3 separate regions of the Homo sapiens genome follow, and regions 1 and 3 are each linked to region 2. A link is a loop called in an ENCODE intact Hi-C map of the cell type or tissue named here. Cell type or tissue: B cell. All regions are shown on one strand.

Region 1 (5,000 bases), 150 kb before region 2:
CAGCTGGAAACCTCAGGAAACCTGACGATCCTGGCTGAAGCAGATGAAAGCATGTGTTTCTCTCTTGCCAGCAGACACCCACAGGGAGCTAGCCCACGGCAGGACAGCAGCAGGGCCAGGGGCTTCCTTATCTCCCCGCCCATCCCCCTCAGCACGTAGCACTTAGCTCGGGACTGCAAAATAGCCGCAGCTCAGACAGGAAGTGGATAGGGGCAGAGGACTTTCTCCTAGTGACACTTTGTCTGTTGTTCACATCCCCCTCCCGAGGGACTTTAGCTCATATCGTATTGGACAGCACCATGCTGAGAGTAAGATTTTGACAAAGAGGAGGGGATTGGGAATGCAGGGTGAGGCTGGCCAGTCTCTGCCTCTCGCAAGGCTTTCACCAGCTCTCCCACACTTGGCTGTAGACCCAGCCCTCATCTGAACCCTGCTTCTTACCTGTGAACGTCATAACTCAACCTGGGCCCAATTATCTTGCCCACTGAGGAGTTCCTAGCTGGAGTGGGTGAGTGGCAGGACAGGCAGCCCCTACCGGTTCCGGAACGCTTCAGGGCATGACGTGTGTGTCCCCAACAAGCCTGAGAAGGGAGTGAACAGCTGTCCAGGGGCCAACGGCCAGGGTGCCGGGGCTGGGACCCCAAAGGGACTTCCCTTCATGCCTTTTGACTTCGAAATTGTCCTCTACACACAGGTCCCAAACAGGAAACGGTTAACGACTTCTGGAGAATGGTCTGGGAGCAAAAGTCTGCGACCATCGTCATGTTAACAAACTTGAAAGAAAGGAAAGAGGTGAGTTCCAGGCATCTGGCCCCGGTATCACTTCCTTTCAGCTGCTGCTGCCGGGCTGGGGATGTTCTTACCACTTCCTTTTCCTACTTCCCTCCCTTCCTCCCACTATCACTGCAGAAAAAAACCCAAACACATGCAGTGGCTTACAGCATTTTCTTCACGAAACAAATCCCCTGTGTCCCCAGCATCTCACTGTTATCTAATCTGTGATAACACAATGACACAAGAGTTTCCTTTTTTTCCCAAGTAAGAGTGGCCCCCGGCTGGCCCCATGGCTCTGCCTGCCTGATGAGAGACATGAATCTTAGAGTTTTAGGATGTTGAGCGTGTCATGCGGCAGAGCTCAGGCTAGAAATGAACATGATTTCGCGCTTATTATCCAGACTAGAGAAATGCTTTTGGAAAACGTTGGTATATTGAAGAAATGTTGATTTGTCATCCGAATATATTTAATTAGCTGTTTCTAATTCAAAAAAGGATGCATGTACGTTATAAGAATTTGAATCATTGACAAAGAAGAAAAGTTGAACTGATTCGTTTCCTAATGTAACAAGTACTCATTAGCATCTGCTGTGCTGGGCCAGCTCTGTCCCAGGTGCAAGGAGTAGGGGCTCAAATTCAGGGCTGAGAAGTGGTGGCTGTGGGGAGCCTGGGTGCGGGGGTGGGGTTGAGTGACAGGCAGGGAGCCATGCCATAGGCAGTGAGCTCACTCTCCAGAATGAAAGAAGAACTGGGAGCCTGAGGGACACTTACCACAGGTGGGGCGAAGTTAGGAGGCTGTGCTTCTGGCGTGTTCTGGCATGAAGGCCCGGTTCAGTGGGAGCCGTGTGTCCTGCCCGGCCCTGCTCAGGGCCTGCTGTGTCCTGAGCTCCTCAGTCATCTGCTGGCCTGGCCCCAGCAGTTCCCAGGCATTGTAGCGAGGACTGTGGGGAAGGGCTGCCATTTTTAGATGGGAGTACCAGGCCTTGGGGAGCTCAGCTGGGGCAGAAGATGGGTGGCAGGAGCCCACAGGAAGGGCAGGCTGGGAGGTGCTCTGGTCCCCGCAGTGCCAGCTTACTAATTGCCACCCAAAACACAGGAAGCAGCCTCCAGCCACCGTTTCTGGTCAGGAATAGGATGGAGGCTTTCATTCTGCTCTGGGGGGAGCTGAAACAGGACTGTGGAGGGCCACCCCTTTGCCCTTGCAAATCTTGCCCTTGTCATGCTTTGTCATGGGGAAGAGGGAAGAGTGACAGAGGGAAGTAGGGGATTCCCAGCCCAGGACTCTTCACTCTGCCTGCGCTGTAGCGGCCATGGAGGAGGACACCCACGCGAGGGAAAAGGAGGCTGACCCTTCATCAGGAGCCTCAGGGTCCCCCGTGACCCATGGCCCATAGGGACCAGTCTTCCTGGGGTTGGTGCTCCAAGCATGAGACCAGCACAGAAGCAGTGGGGCTCAAGGACGCCCTCACTTCCCTCTTTCAGTCATTCTGCTGAAAGTGTCACTGGCATTTTCTCTCCATCTTCCCCCACAACCTCCTACTGGATTTTTCCACTCCTGTGACTCAGTGCTGGGCTGCTGCCGCGTCCTCATTCTCACCAATTCAGATGAAATCATTTCTCAATAGAGTTCCCTTTTTCTTAATTGCTCACACTTCTGTTGTGGTTTCCTTGGCTTCCACATCCTGGGCTCTGCATTGCAAAACACAGCTGCCCTGGCATCTCATGATCGGGTGGGAGGGAGGCAGAGGGAGGGGGTATAAAACCAGCCACCAACACTGAGCCCTTGAGAGGCTGACACATGTTCTCAGTTCCTACTGGAGAGCCTTCAAGGTGAGAAGCTCAGGAGGGACCCCAGGGCTCCCCATAGGGCCAAGACTCACCCAAACCGGGACATGTAGGCATTTGCAATTCCCCTGGGCTGCATCAGAGATGGCCTGTGACCCACAGCCCCGCAGCCCCGCCCGGAGCCAGGTGTAAGGAGGGGGAAGTTGTCGGTAGCCGTCATAACACAATGATGCTGCTCTCTACTAAATACCAGATGCTGTTTGTTTCATAAGACTGTTAATCCTGGAGGCTTGACCACGAGCTGTGCTGCTCAGGGGCCATTCCCTGGATATACTCTCTGACTACTGGCAGGCTTGTTCCATTCCAGACATGTTTCTCTGGCAGATGAAGTAGATCTTTTCCCCCTTGAGGTGGGTCCTCATTCACTCGCGAAGTGATGGAGGACACCACCGGGCAGGTGCTGCGGGCGGTGCTGCAAAATGAAAGGGCTCCTGGAACGTGTATTTTGGGTCATTCTTGCTTCAGAGGTCGGGAAGGTAAAGAAATGGGCCTGTCTGTAGCAATGCACCCTCTTCTGCAGACTCCACGGCAGCCTCGTCCCTGCTAGAGAAAAATGAAGATCGTTAGACCAATCATAGGTTCATCACTCTTGAATGGCAGACTGGCAGTGGTGCAAATTAACTTTGTCCTTAGTGAACTGAGCAGGAAAAACACAAATTGCTGAATCCAGTGGGAAATGTCTGGGGGGAGCACCGTCCTTGCCCTCTAGCCTGAGGGTCACTTGGAGTTAGGTGCCCAGCTCTGAAGGCTACAGGCTCAGCATAACTGGTTGATGGTCAGTTAATAAAATGTATGGGATTCGTGAATGAATGAAGAAATGAGACATTGTTGCTGTCTACATCAGAAAGCCTTGGGGCATCCTAGTCATAGTTTCAAGGCTGCTGTTCACCAGTTACGCAGCCTCAGTTTCCCCATTCAAGAGGTCGACACACGTGAACTTGTTTCTCAGCTGTGGGAGCTGTGTGACTCCAGCTGGTGTGTGTGAGGCCTTCTGTAGTTGGGTGGGGGGATGTCATGATGCATTGCACCCACAGATCTATTTGCTTCTATTAAATTGTTCCGTGCAGGAAAAGTGCCATCAGTACTGGCCCGACCAAGGCTGCTGGACCTATGGAAACATCCGGGTGTGCGTGGAGGACTGCGTGGTTTTGGTCGACTACACCATCCGGAAGTTCTGCATACAGCCAGTAAGCATCTCTAGTTGCTGCCCTTCCAGAAAGATCATTTTCAGAGAGCATCATGCCCAGAGTTAACATCCTTCTGCATTTATGAAGTGCTTTGCTCCCAGCCCGGCACTGTCGCAGCCCTGGCTGAGAGGGTGCAGTGGCCAGGCTGTGATAGGCAGACATGCAAGAGGGCCAAGACACCAGAGGCCGGTGCACAAGGGTCTGCAGGCAGTGCTGGGGGCTCCTAATTCCTAGTGACTCCTCTGGGCCTCTCCAGGAGGAAGACCAGTCATTGGAGGGGCCTGGGGGTGAGGTCCTCCCTCAGTAGCACAGTGACATTTCACACACTGACTGGGAGGTGGGGTTTTTTTCTAACACTTTCCGAATTCTGTCTGAAACCTCCTCGTTATTTTCCACACTTGGGTTCTGCTAGTTCCACCACCCCAAAAGGTTTAAGAGAGAGATCAGTAAAAATATGTGTATGCAAAGCAGATGAAATCAAGATATAGAAGAAAGTTTAAAACCATAGAGAAAAGACAGAAGACCATTTTGTCAGGATTTAAAGATACAGTCATTGGCATAATTAGGTCACAAAATAAGTGTCTGAGGTTCCAAGAAGCCACAGCAAAAAAGGAAAAGGATGAGCTGATTATTCTTATCCTATCCCCTGCTGGCATCTCTCCCAGAAATGTGCACACAGGCGCACACAGGCACTCACATGCACACGCACACACATACTCCCACACACAGGCACACACATGCACACATGCACATACACCCACACACAGGCATACACATGCACACACACCCACACACAGGCACACACACGTACACCTACCCACACACAGGCACGCACATGCACATACTCCCACACACATGCATGCACATGCACACGTACACCCACACACAGGCACACACATGCACACACACGCACACAACCGTACAATGCATGCACGTTCACACACACATGTGCACACACACCCCACTCACATGCACACATGCACACATTCACACATGTGCACACACATACACCCACACACATTCACATGCACACACATGCACACACGCACACACATTCATGCACATGCATACATGTGCACACACACGCACCCACACACGCACAGATGCACACATGCACATTCACACATGTGCACACACATACATCCACACACATTCACACACGCACACGTGCACACATGCACACATTCACACATG
Region 2 (5,000 bases):
GGCCTGAAACTGCAGCCCGGCCCCAGGACCTTCCCTCAAAGGGAAGTGCCCACGAATATTGAGGAGGTGGGCTCTTTGCTTGCAGACCAGTTCATCATACCACAGGCTGCCTGAGAGTCTGCGGCCCTGTCCCGTGCTGCCTGCGGAAGCCCGCAGGGCCCGCGTGGGAGGAGAGCCTGGGCTTGGAAGCCCCGCCAGCGAGGGCATGCCCTGCACAGAGGAGGGAGTGTGGAAAAGCGAGAATGAAGCTGTTTTCCTTCCCAAATTAATATGGAACAAGGAGCAGCTTAATCACACTTTGGGTTCAGTGATGTCTCCAGTTGCCACAGTAATCAGAGGCGGCCTTTACAAATAGATTGCATTTGACCTTGTTGGTTTGATGGACGGGAGTGGAGTCCGGCCGCGGACGGCGTCCCTTCCAGGGCCGGCCGCCAGAGGGCGAGCGCGCCTTCCCGGGCGGGGCGGGGACGGGACGGGGACGGGGAGGGGACGGGACGGGGACGGGGAGGGGACGGGGACACGGACACGGGAGGCTTCCGCTCGCCCGCGGGTGGCGTCTCTGCTCCCACTAGAGCGGGCCAGGCCTCTGGGTTCCGTTTCTCAAGCACACAGGGAGGGTGGCCGCGGGCCAGGGGCGGCCGCGAGACTCCACGTCCACGTCCCGGGCAGTCCCTCCGGAGGTTGGGCCGCGCGGCCCGGGGAGCGGAGCGCTGCGCTTCTCTGCGAGCACCCCGGGGCCTTTAGGCGCCCCCGTTTCCTCGTCAGTGGGGGGCGCGGTGCCGCTTCTCCGCGGGCTAAACTGCTGAGGAAGGGGCGAGTTCCTGCGGCCCCTGCCTGTCCCGGCCACGCCCCACCTCCGCCCCGCCGCGTTGCGCGTTCCCGCGGGGCCCCGGGCACCCCTGGGGCCCCGGGGATCTCTGACGCCCCCTTCCCTCCAACCCCCGCTGCGATCCCACAGGTGGGGTGAACAGCGCCCCTGCTGTCCCACGGGGCGTCTTCGCGGGTGATGCCCACACTCTCAGCCTGAAGAGCAGGACCTGTCCGCGGGTGGGGCCCACCCCCAGGCTTCCGGTGCCCGCGCGGCCTCCAGGGCGCCTCCCCCGGGCGCATCCTCCGGGCCTGGCAGGGAGCGCAGCCTGGGAGTCAGGGGCGACTGGAGCCCACCTGCTCAGCGCCCACCGCGGCGGCCCTGCCCTTTCCCCCGGGAGCAGCAGGGACAGCCTTGGAGCAGCAGCTCCCGCAGGGGGAGGAATGGCGCAGTGGCCCGAGGCTCTGGAGCTGGCCCCCTGCTCGCCCGGGGCTACCTCGGGGAAGCGCAGAATTCGCACCTTTCTTCTCCAGCTCCACGCACCCCTCATGGAACCTTAGCGAGGCCCAGGGCAGGGGATGCTGCCAGGCCGCTGCCAGGCTCTGACGCGGTTGCGGATGCCTCGCCCGGTCTCTCCGGAGGTGGAGGAGTGGCACCCCTGGCTGTGCACTGCGGTGCACCGGTGTCTGCTCAGGGCATTCTCCACCTTGCCCTCCATCCCCTCAGGGTCAAGTGAGGAGGGAGACAAATATCCCACCTTCAGAAACAGCCCTGAGAAACGTTTATTTCCAGGGGACAGTGCGATTAGACCTCTCCCGGCGCGGTGTATTTCTGTGCTTAATATTATTATTTATACATCAATATTGACATCCAGCGTCCATTGATACGTGGCATGCGTAGGTGCTAAGAAGCGCCAGCTACATAGCATGCTTTATTTATGTGCGGTAAATATTTAAAGACTCCCATGTGTTTCGATTGGAAAGTGCGTATTACTGGACAATTTCGTTTCAAAGCTTTCTCTCTGATGTAAGGTTTATTAAGATGTATGAGGTGGCTGCGGTGGCCTGATTGAGAGCCCATGAAAGTCCTGAGAAATAAAATTCTGCTGCTGCGGCCCAGGGAGTCGGCCTTCCACAGTCCCGTTTAGGAGCCGGGGCTCTTCTCCGTTATTAAGACGTGGTAGTTTGCTCTGCATGAATTACCAGCTGTTTGGTATTGCCTGAGAGGGACGGGGTGGCTAGTTTGAAAAGTCAGTTTGCAGGTTTTCCACGATGGCAGAGGTGCCACCTGTGTCACCAGCCGGCGGGGCTGGGAGTTCATCTAGCCCGGGCTATGGACAAGGCCGTGTGCGTCCAGACGGGGCCGCCAGAGGGCGCGCGTCTGCGGCCGCGGGAGGCCCAGCGGGGCCTGAGAAGTGGGCGGAGCCAGCCCCGGCCGGAGGAGCTTCTTGCTTGCAGGTGTCAGCGGCAGCAATTTCAGGCAGGGTGGCCAGGCTGCTCCCCGAGGACAGCATCTTGGAGGAATTGCTTTCATTTCCTCCCAGCTAGTCCCTCTGCCCAGCACTTGCCGGCAGCTTCTTCCATGAGGGCGGAGTTCTGTCTGCAGCCCCAAGGGGCGTTCTTTGAGGCTGTAACTAGCATCCAGGGAGAGATGGCTCACATCAGTGGAGGGTGCGAGGTGGAATCAGGTCGCTCATGACAGAGGCTGCATTCAAGCCAGAGCCCCACTGCTTTGCTGTGGGTTGAATTGCATCTCCCCTCCCACCCCTCTAAAGATATGTCCGAGTCCTAAGCCAGCACCTCAGAACGGGACCTTGTTTTGAGCAGGTTGTTTGCAAATTTAATTAGTTACGATGAGGTCATACGGGAGTAGAGTGGGTCCCTGGGTCCTTAACCCAATGGCTGGTGCCCTGATAAAAAGACAGCCCTGCAAAGACACAGAGACACACAGGGAGAACGCTGTGTGACGGTGGAGGAAGAGACTGGAGTCGTGTGGCCACAAGACAGGGAGCTCCTGGTGCCACCAGGAGCTGGAAGAGGCAGGAAGCGTCCTCTCCTAGAGGCCTCAGAGGAAGCAAGGCCCTGCTGACGCCTTGGTTTTGGACTTCTATCTCCTAAGCTGTGAGACAATGAATTTCTGTTTTAAGCCACCCAGTTTGTGGGACTTAGTTATGGTGCCCCAGGAGACAGGCACAACAAACGGGGAAAGAAAACGCAGCCACTGCCTGAGAAGGAGGCTGTGTGTCGGCTGTGGAGACACCAGCGCAGCTTCCCAGGAATTGGTTAGATCTTGGCCTCCTTTCCGTGCAGTGGTGGAAATAAGAGGAATGGAAGGCTGCTGCCTTGGGAGTGACGGCTCTGGGATTGGCCCCACCGGGCGGTGGGTGGATGGGGCAGACTAGGAGCCCTTCCTGGGAGGGTCACAGAATGAGCTAGCCAGAGTGACCCTTCTCTCTATTCACGGTCTTCAGTGTTGTTTCCTCCAAGCAGGGACAGAGTTGTTCGGTTGGAGAGTGGGAAGACTTATTTCATTCTTTTAAAATTCAGCCTGGAATCTGGGAGCAAGGAAACTTACGCATTAATGCAGCATGTCAGGAGAGCTGCCAGAATGTGCAGCCCCACAGCTGATTTCCACAACTTATCTTGGCAAAAATACTTCCAACCTGTCCCAGGATTCTGTCATGGAATCCCTGCTATATGAAAGCACCTGAGGAGAAGGATGCAGGGCCCGGAACGCTTCCCATTGCCCAGAGGCTGGTGGTTCTACCTGTCCAGAGACTTGTCCCCACCCCACGTAACTCAACAGAGAGATGATCAGACTCGTGTCTTCCCTAGGGGTGGAGGCCGTTGGAACTGTGTTCATTCTGCTAGAAATGCGGGCGAGGCTGCGGTCACCCCTGCTAGGCAGAGCCTTGGCTCCATGCTCCATGAGGACCAAGGAAGAAGCTTCTCAGGCCCCTTCTTTCTCCACATTCCAGCAGATCTTCGCCCCCTGCAAACACCCCCCACCTCTTCTAGGAGCCTGCAGTGGGGACTGGCTGCCAATTTCTGATCGGATGCAGACTATTCACCACCAACCATCCCCCAGGCAGGGCAGGTTTGACATTCACTTGGAAGACAAAGCAAGGTAGTCAGGTGTGCTGCCCCTAGACCTCGAGGAGGGACGTGGACATTATCTCACTTTCCGCGGAGGGGGCAGCAGTGGAAGCCACTGTGGTGGAGGAGAGTGGCCACCTGCTGCCCAGGCCCCCACCTAAAATTGCAGTATAATTATGGACTTGCGGGTCTTTGTACAGTTCCCGGCTTCCGGTAAATATTAATGGGTTGCCTTTTATTCATTTAGCTAATGTTTTTGAAAGATGGCCTCAAACAAAAAGATCATATCTGTATGTTGTGCTTTAATTTATTTTCACCTTTTTTTCTCCTTTGGAGACCCCTAGTGTATCATCACTTTGTTTACCACAAATTAAACCGGGGCTGATTGTTTACCAGACTGTGGGCCTCTGTGCATTGCTCCACACTCTCCCTTTTTTTTTTAATAATCACAACCTGGGATTCATTTGCGAGAGGCCCTAATCTGCATGAGAATTATACAATTAACTTTTGATTAACCACCTAGTTCTTTTGGAAACCATGGTGTATAGGATACTCTGCATTTAAATAATTTTCCTTAAATTGGGAGCAGGCCTTTCATTAAGCTGGTGAATGCTGAGAAGATAGAGGCTGGTGGTTGACTAAACAACAACATTCGGAGATAATCAGGGTCAAAACAATAGGTAAGACGGCAGGGCCAGAATGTCATCTTTAAATATAACAGTGGAGATAAAGGCCCCCAGATTGCGCCTTATCAAAACACAAAAAATCAAAGCGCTCTCTTGTCTGTGGCAAAATGCGGAGGCCCCAGCGATGTGGGGGAGAGCATTGTCTGGCGGCCACCGAAGCAGGATTTGCATTCGGGGGTCTGCCTAACACACGTTACATCACGTAGGGCACTTATCTCTGAGCCTGACAATAATTATCGGGAAGAATATACTCAGAATGACTTTTTTGTGATTTTTATGCTTCCCCAACACAAGGAAGGGGAGATAACAGCATTAGGAGGAAGGGGAGAGTCTCGGAAGACTCTCCCAGGAGCTGGTTCTTCGATTAAATTTGCTCTGCCACTCCGGTGCCGCTGAACAAGTGGGAAGAAA
Region 3 (5,000 bases), 63 kb before region 2:
TAGTTCTCAATTCTCTCTTGCCTGCTGCCATGCAAGAGTGCCTTTTGCCTTCCGCCTTCTGCCATGATTGTGAGGCCTCCAGCCATGTGGAACTGAGTCCATTAAACCTCTTTTTCTTTATAAATTACTGAGTCTCGGGTATGTCTTTATCAACAGCGTGAAAATGCACCAAAGAACATGTCTTGTTAAAATAAGGGTGAAATAAAGGCACTTTCAGAGAAATAAAAACGGAACTCATTCCCATCACATCAGGGAAATGCCATTTAAACCCACAATTAGAAAAGTCACACCCACCTTGATGGCTCAGACAAAATAGATGGCAAAGAGCAAACGGGGAGGAGGTGGGGACAGTGGAACTCTCATACTTGGCTGGTGGGAACATTAATGGTAAAACTGTGCTGTGAAAACTCTGGGCAGTTTCTTACAAAGTTAAATAGACTTCTTCCCTATGATCCAGCAATTCCACTATGAGGAATTTGCTGAAGAGAAAACGAAGGCATGTTGCCACAAGAGACTTGGATAAGCAACTTTACTCACTACATCCAAAACTTGGGAACAATCCAAATAGCCATCAACAGGATATTTCCTAACAGAATAAATTACAATATAAATTGCATTATATTCAGATGGTGAAATACTACAAAGGAATGAACATACACATAATATTGGTATGTGCAACGCTGTGGATGAATCTCAAAAACATTATATGGGGTGAAAGAAATGTGGCAGATAAAACAATATATTGTTTAATTTTATTTATGTGAATTTCCAAAACAGCAAAAGTATTCTATGATAATGGAAACCAGATCAGCGGTTTCCTCTGGGCTGGGTTCATGGGGAGAGGGGAGGGAATTTTCAGAGGTAATAGAAACTTTCATATTTTGATTGATGTGTGGATCACACAGGTGGTTCACATTTGCCAAAACTCTCAGAACTCTACACTTAAGGTCTGTTCATTTTACTATGCATACATTTTTTACCTTAATTAAAGAAACTTTAAAAACCAACCGGGCCGGGCGCGGTGGCTCACGCCTGTAATCCCAGCACTTTGGGAGGCCGAGGCGGGTGGATCATGAGGTCAGGAGATCGAGACCATCCTGGCTAACAAGGTGAAACCCCGTCTCTACTAAAAATACAAAAAATTAGCCGGGCGCGGTGGCGGGCGCCTGTAGTCCCAGCTACTCGGGAGGCTGAGGCAGGAGAATGGCGTGAACCCGGGAAGCGGAGCTTGCAGTGAGCCGAGATTGCGCCACTGCAGTCCGCAGTACGGCCTGGGCGACAGAGCGAGACTCCGTCTCAAAAAAAAAAAAAAAAAAAAACAAACCAACCAGATACAATTCATGGGGCTTATTGGGACCTGAATTGGAAAAATCAACTGTTACAACTCTTAACTACACTTTTATGAAGCAGTTGGAGAAATTTGAACATTGAAATTTGATGGCATCCAGGAAATACTTTTTGGTGTGATGATTTTATTATTAGTGTGGCAATGGCATTGTTATATTAAAAAGAGTCTTTAACTGTTAGTGACACACCCTGGAATATTTATGGAGAAAGAGAGATGATTTCTCACATTTGCTCCAAAATAACCCCACAGGGGTGGGGTACAGTGTGGTTAAGTGTCCTGGGGGTGGGGATTAATAGGTGACACCTAGCTATGAACATCAATCTCTGAAGCTAGGTGATGGGTACACGGGGTTTGTGTATTTTCTTTTCTTTTTTTGAGATGGAGTCTCTCTCTGTGGCCCAGGCTGGAGTGCAGTGACGCGATCTCGGCTCACGGCAACCTCCGCCTCCTGGGTTCAAGGATTCTCCTGCCTCTGCCTCCCCAGTAGCTGTGATTGCAGGACCGTGCCACCACGCCCAGCTAATTTTTGTATTTTTAGTAGAGACAGGGTTTCACCATGTTGGCTGGTCTCGAACTTTCCACCTCAAGTAAACCGCCCGCCTCCGCCTTCCAAAGTGCTGAATTACAGGCATGAGCCACCACGCCCGGCCAGTTTGTGATTCTTTCTACTTCTGTGTATGGTTAAAATTTTGCACGAGAACAAGGTTTTACAATTAAGTGTTTCAGCCATGAAGAACATTAGGAAGTCAGTCGTGGCGGGCATGGGGTTCCGTGACAGGGGTGGAGCTGGCAGGGAGAGGTGCCAGGCCCTGGTGCCGGGGCGCGCCCTACGTCTGGGGACCCCGTCCTGGGGAGTTCCTGGGTCCCGACAGCTTCAAGGCCTCTGGCTCTGGGCGGCCTCAGCATTGTAGTGTCACCCGCCGCCGGCTTCCCGCACAGTCAGGACGACCCCGCGTCCGGTGACAGCCGTCCGACCCCTCTCAGAAAAGGAACTTCCCTTAACATTTAAAGTACATCAATTGCCAACATTTCAAACAAAAATCTAGCTTTCTGGCTTCTCTTGAAAGAGCAAAGGATCAGGTCACCTTCGCAGGCCCAGACTCCACCGTCAGCTGCCGCCGACGGAGCCCACAGAGGAGGCTCGGGCGCCCGCGCCCCCTGCGCAGCGGCCCCTCCGCAGCGGCCCCAGCCCGCGTCCCCGCAGCGCCCCTTCCGAAGCGCCCCCTCCGAAGCGCCCACAGCCCGCGTTCCCGCCCGCACCCCAGCCCGCGCCCCCTGCCCGGGTTCCCGCAGTGCCCCCTCCGCAGCGCCCCCTCCGCAGTGCCCCCAGCCCGCCTCCTCGCAGCGCCCCCCGCAGCGCCCCCCGCAGCGCCCCCAGCCCGCCCCACCTGCAGCGCCCCCAGCCTGTGTCCCCGGCCCGCGACACCAGCCGGCGCCCCGCAGCGCCCCCGCACGTCGGTCACAGGAGCGGAGCCCACGCGGCCCTGGAGCGCGGTGGCTGGGCCCGTAGCGCCACCTGGCGGCGGATCAGGGCCCCCGCGCCCTTGCGTCCTCGGAAGGGGGAGGGGAAGGGACTCCACCCTGCACCCCCCACAGCGCGCTCCCGAGGCCGTTTCCCAAGGATGCGCGGGCCCGAGGGGATGGGGACGCGGCCCGCGCGGCGCGTTCCTGGCTACCTGGAGTCTGGGAATGGCGAATCCCACTCGCAGCGGACACAGGCGAGGCGCAGCGGGACGGGATTGGTGGGAACGGAAACAGCGGTCACCTGGGAGCCCAGAACCAGCGAGTGCGCGGTGCAGCGTTCGCTTACCAAACGTTGTGGGACAAACGCCTTTCAACTGTTTCTGGACGCCAGTGGGCCGGCGTTACCCTGTTGAGCCATTCCTTTCTATTAGCTTACTATTGTTAGTATTGTTATTATTTGGAAACTTTAGCCTACAACGATATATTTATTAATTTGGAAACTTAAGACATATCTGCCCAATCAGCCACTCTGTGTTTTAGGCATTCATCTCTGGTCCGTTTGATCTCAGGCAGCGTGCTGAAAAGGATGAACCGGGCAGCTGGAGTTGTCCAGGGGCACGTAGCCTGCGGGGCGCACGGAGGGGCCTCGAGCGCGTGGCCCTGCGCGTCCCGGGGGGCGCCCGCTGTCCACAGCCGCCTAGGGAGCTCCGCCACCACCCCTCGGAGATGGAACTCCCATGACACAAATTTCCCTATATAGCAAACCTGTGCTTGTACCCCTGAACTTAAAAGTTCTCCCCCACCAAAACACAAAAAACTAAAAACTAAGGAACATTCCTTCCTAGACGTCTATAATCAGTATCATAAAGATCCCCTTGCTGGTGGTTACCCAACTAAGAGTTCATGGAGCAACAGTTTAACTTTTGTTTTCTTTTAAAATCAAAGCTGTACTTACACCTGATTTAAAAAACAAAATAGGTTTAGAAGGCTTGTTACAAATCACACACCCCCGTAACTCAGAGCAACCCTGTTCGGCCCACCTGCTGTTATTCCTTTCCCAGGAGGCAACTGCTTTGGATCCTTTTAGCTAACCAGCGGTGCAGCGACGGATTCTGTGTTGGTGCAGTCCTTCTTGCTGTCTCATGGTTGAGCACCCTTCCCACTGGGGAGATGATAAAGCACACCGGGTTCTTCCCTGTCACCGCCCGCAACCCCCACTCATGCCTTTCCTATCCATGCATGCTTCTCATGTACTTATATTGTGATTTTGACTACAACAGTGTACATTATTACAGCTATGTAAATGCTGTTTGAAGCTAAGCCATGTAGTAAATGATGGTTACCATTTACTTGATTGAACATTTATTTTTTTTTCCTGGAGTCAATTTTCTTTAATTTTTTTTTCCCGTTGCTCAGTTTTATGCATTCATCACAGAGTCATTTGTCTTGACCTTCCAGATGTCTACTTGAGGAAGCCTCTCCCAGAGCTTCTGACGGGGCATCCGGCCTGCACCCTTTACTTCCCAGAGCCTGTGCCTCATGGGGCCTGGCTTCTCCCGACCATTGCCCTGGGATTCTCTTCTCTTCCTGGTGCTTGACCCTAGAGGGCCTGCATTCCTGAGAAATGTTCTTCTTTCTTGGTTTGCTATTGAGCACCCCCACTGGCCATCTCCTAAGAAGCAGTGCATGGGAAGGAGTTTAAAGAACATGCGTGTCTGGGCCGGGTGCGGTGGCTCACGCCTGTAATCCCAGCACTTTGGGAGGCTGAGGCAGGCGGATCACCTGAGGTTGGGAGTTTGAGACCAGCCTGGCCAATATGGCGAGACCCTGTCTCTACTAAAAATACAAAAAATTAGCTGGTCATGGTAGTGGGCGCCTGTGATCCCAGCAACTCAGGAGGCTGAGGCAGGAGAATTGCTTGAACCTATTAGGTGGAGATTGCAGTGAGTCGAGATCACGCCATTATACTCCAGCCTGGGCAACAAGAGTGAAACTCCTCCTAAAAACAAACAAACAAACAAACAAACAAAAAACCTGCTTGTCGGAAAATGCTATTATTCTACTTTACACCTGCTCTGTTCTTGATTTTCCTTTAGAATTTCGGAGGCTTCAGTCCCTTGTTTTTTGGCTCCTGGTTTTGTTGTCAAGAGGCCTGAAGCCAGCCTGATCCCTGATCCCTGATCCTCAC

What was found. Hi-C counts contacts between places; a loop is a spot of excess contacts. Peaks named below come from ENCODE experiments on the same cell type or tissue, not always from the same donor. Only the 100,000 strongest peaks of a DNase experiment are listed, where the experiment ranks them.
Region 1: it touches region 2 in a loop (6-fold over the local background); 10 of 110 quality-filtered maps call a loop at or near these places.
Region 3: it touches region 2 in a loop (4-fold over the local background); 9 of 110 quality-filtered maps call a loop at or near these places.

The regions. Positions count from the first base shown.
Region 1 is chr10:128,062,389-128,067,388 of GRCh38, forward strand. It overlaps PTPRE (protein tyrosine phosphatase receptor type E), which reads left to right. Exons shown (of 21, transcript NM_006504.6): 10 at 695-792; 11 at 3,687-3,806. It overlaps AS-PTPRE (lncRNA antisense to PTPRE protein-coding gene), which reads right to left and starts at 37. Exons shown (of 3, transcript NR_136150.1): 1 at 1-37. RefSeq lists enhancers at 1-779, 111-160, 571-780, 1,120-1,718. In B cell, no CTCF peak of the experiment used is centred here; DNase peaks (open chromatin) are centred at 213, 833, 1,453, 2,573 and 1 weaker place; H3K4me3 peaks cover 2,937 bases; H3K27ac peaks cover 3,431 bases.
Region 2 is chr10:128,209,911-128,214,910 of GRCh38, forward strand. No RefSeq gene overlaps it. Among named protein-coding and RNA genes, the nearest start is that of LINC01163, 74 kb to the right of the region's middle. RefSeq lists an enhancer at 1-139 and silencers at 339-528, 619-778, 2,108-2,257. In B cell, CTCF peaks have their summits at 399 (motif pointing right), 603, 2,173 (motif pointing right), 2,385 and 1 weaker place; DNase peaks (open chromatin) are centred at 711, 861 and 2,211; H3K4me3 peaks cover 1,099 bases; H3K27ac peaks cover 736 bases.
Region 3 is chr10:128,147,301-128,152,300 of GRCh38, forward strand. No RefSeq gene overlaps it. Among named protein-coding and RNA genes, the nearest start is that of MKI67, 23 kb to the left of the region's middle. RefSeq lists a silencer at 2,700-3,139. In B cell, CTCF peaks have their summits at 2,914 (motif pointing left) and 3,122; DNase peaks (open chromatin) are centred at 31 and 2,871; H3K4me3 peaks cover 501 bases; H3K27ac peaks cover 317 bases; H3K27me3 peaks cover 478 bases.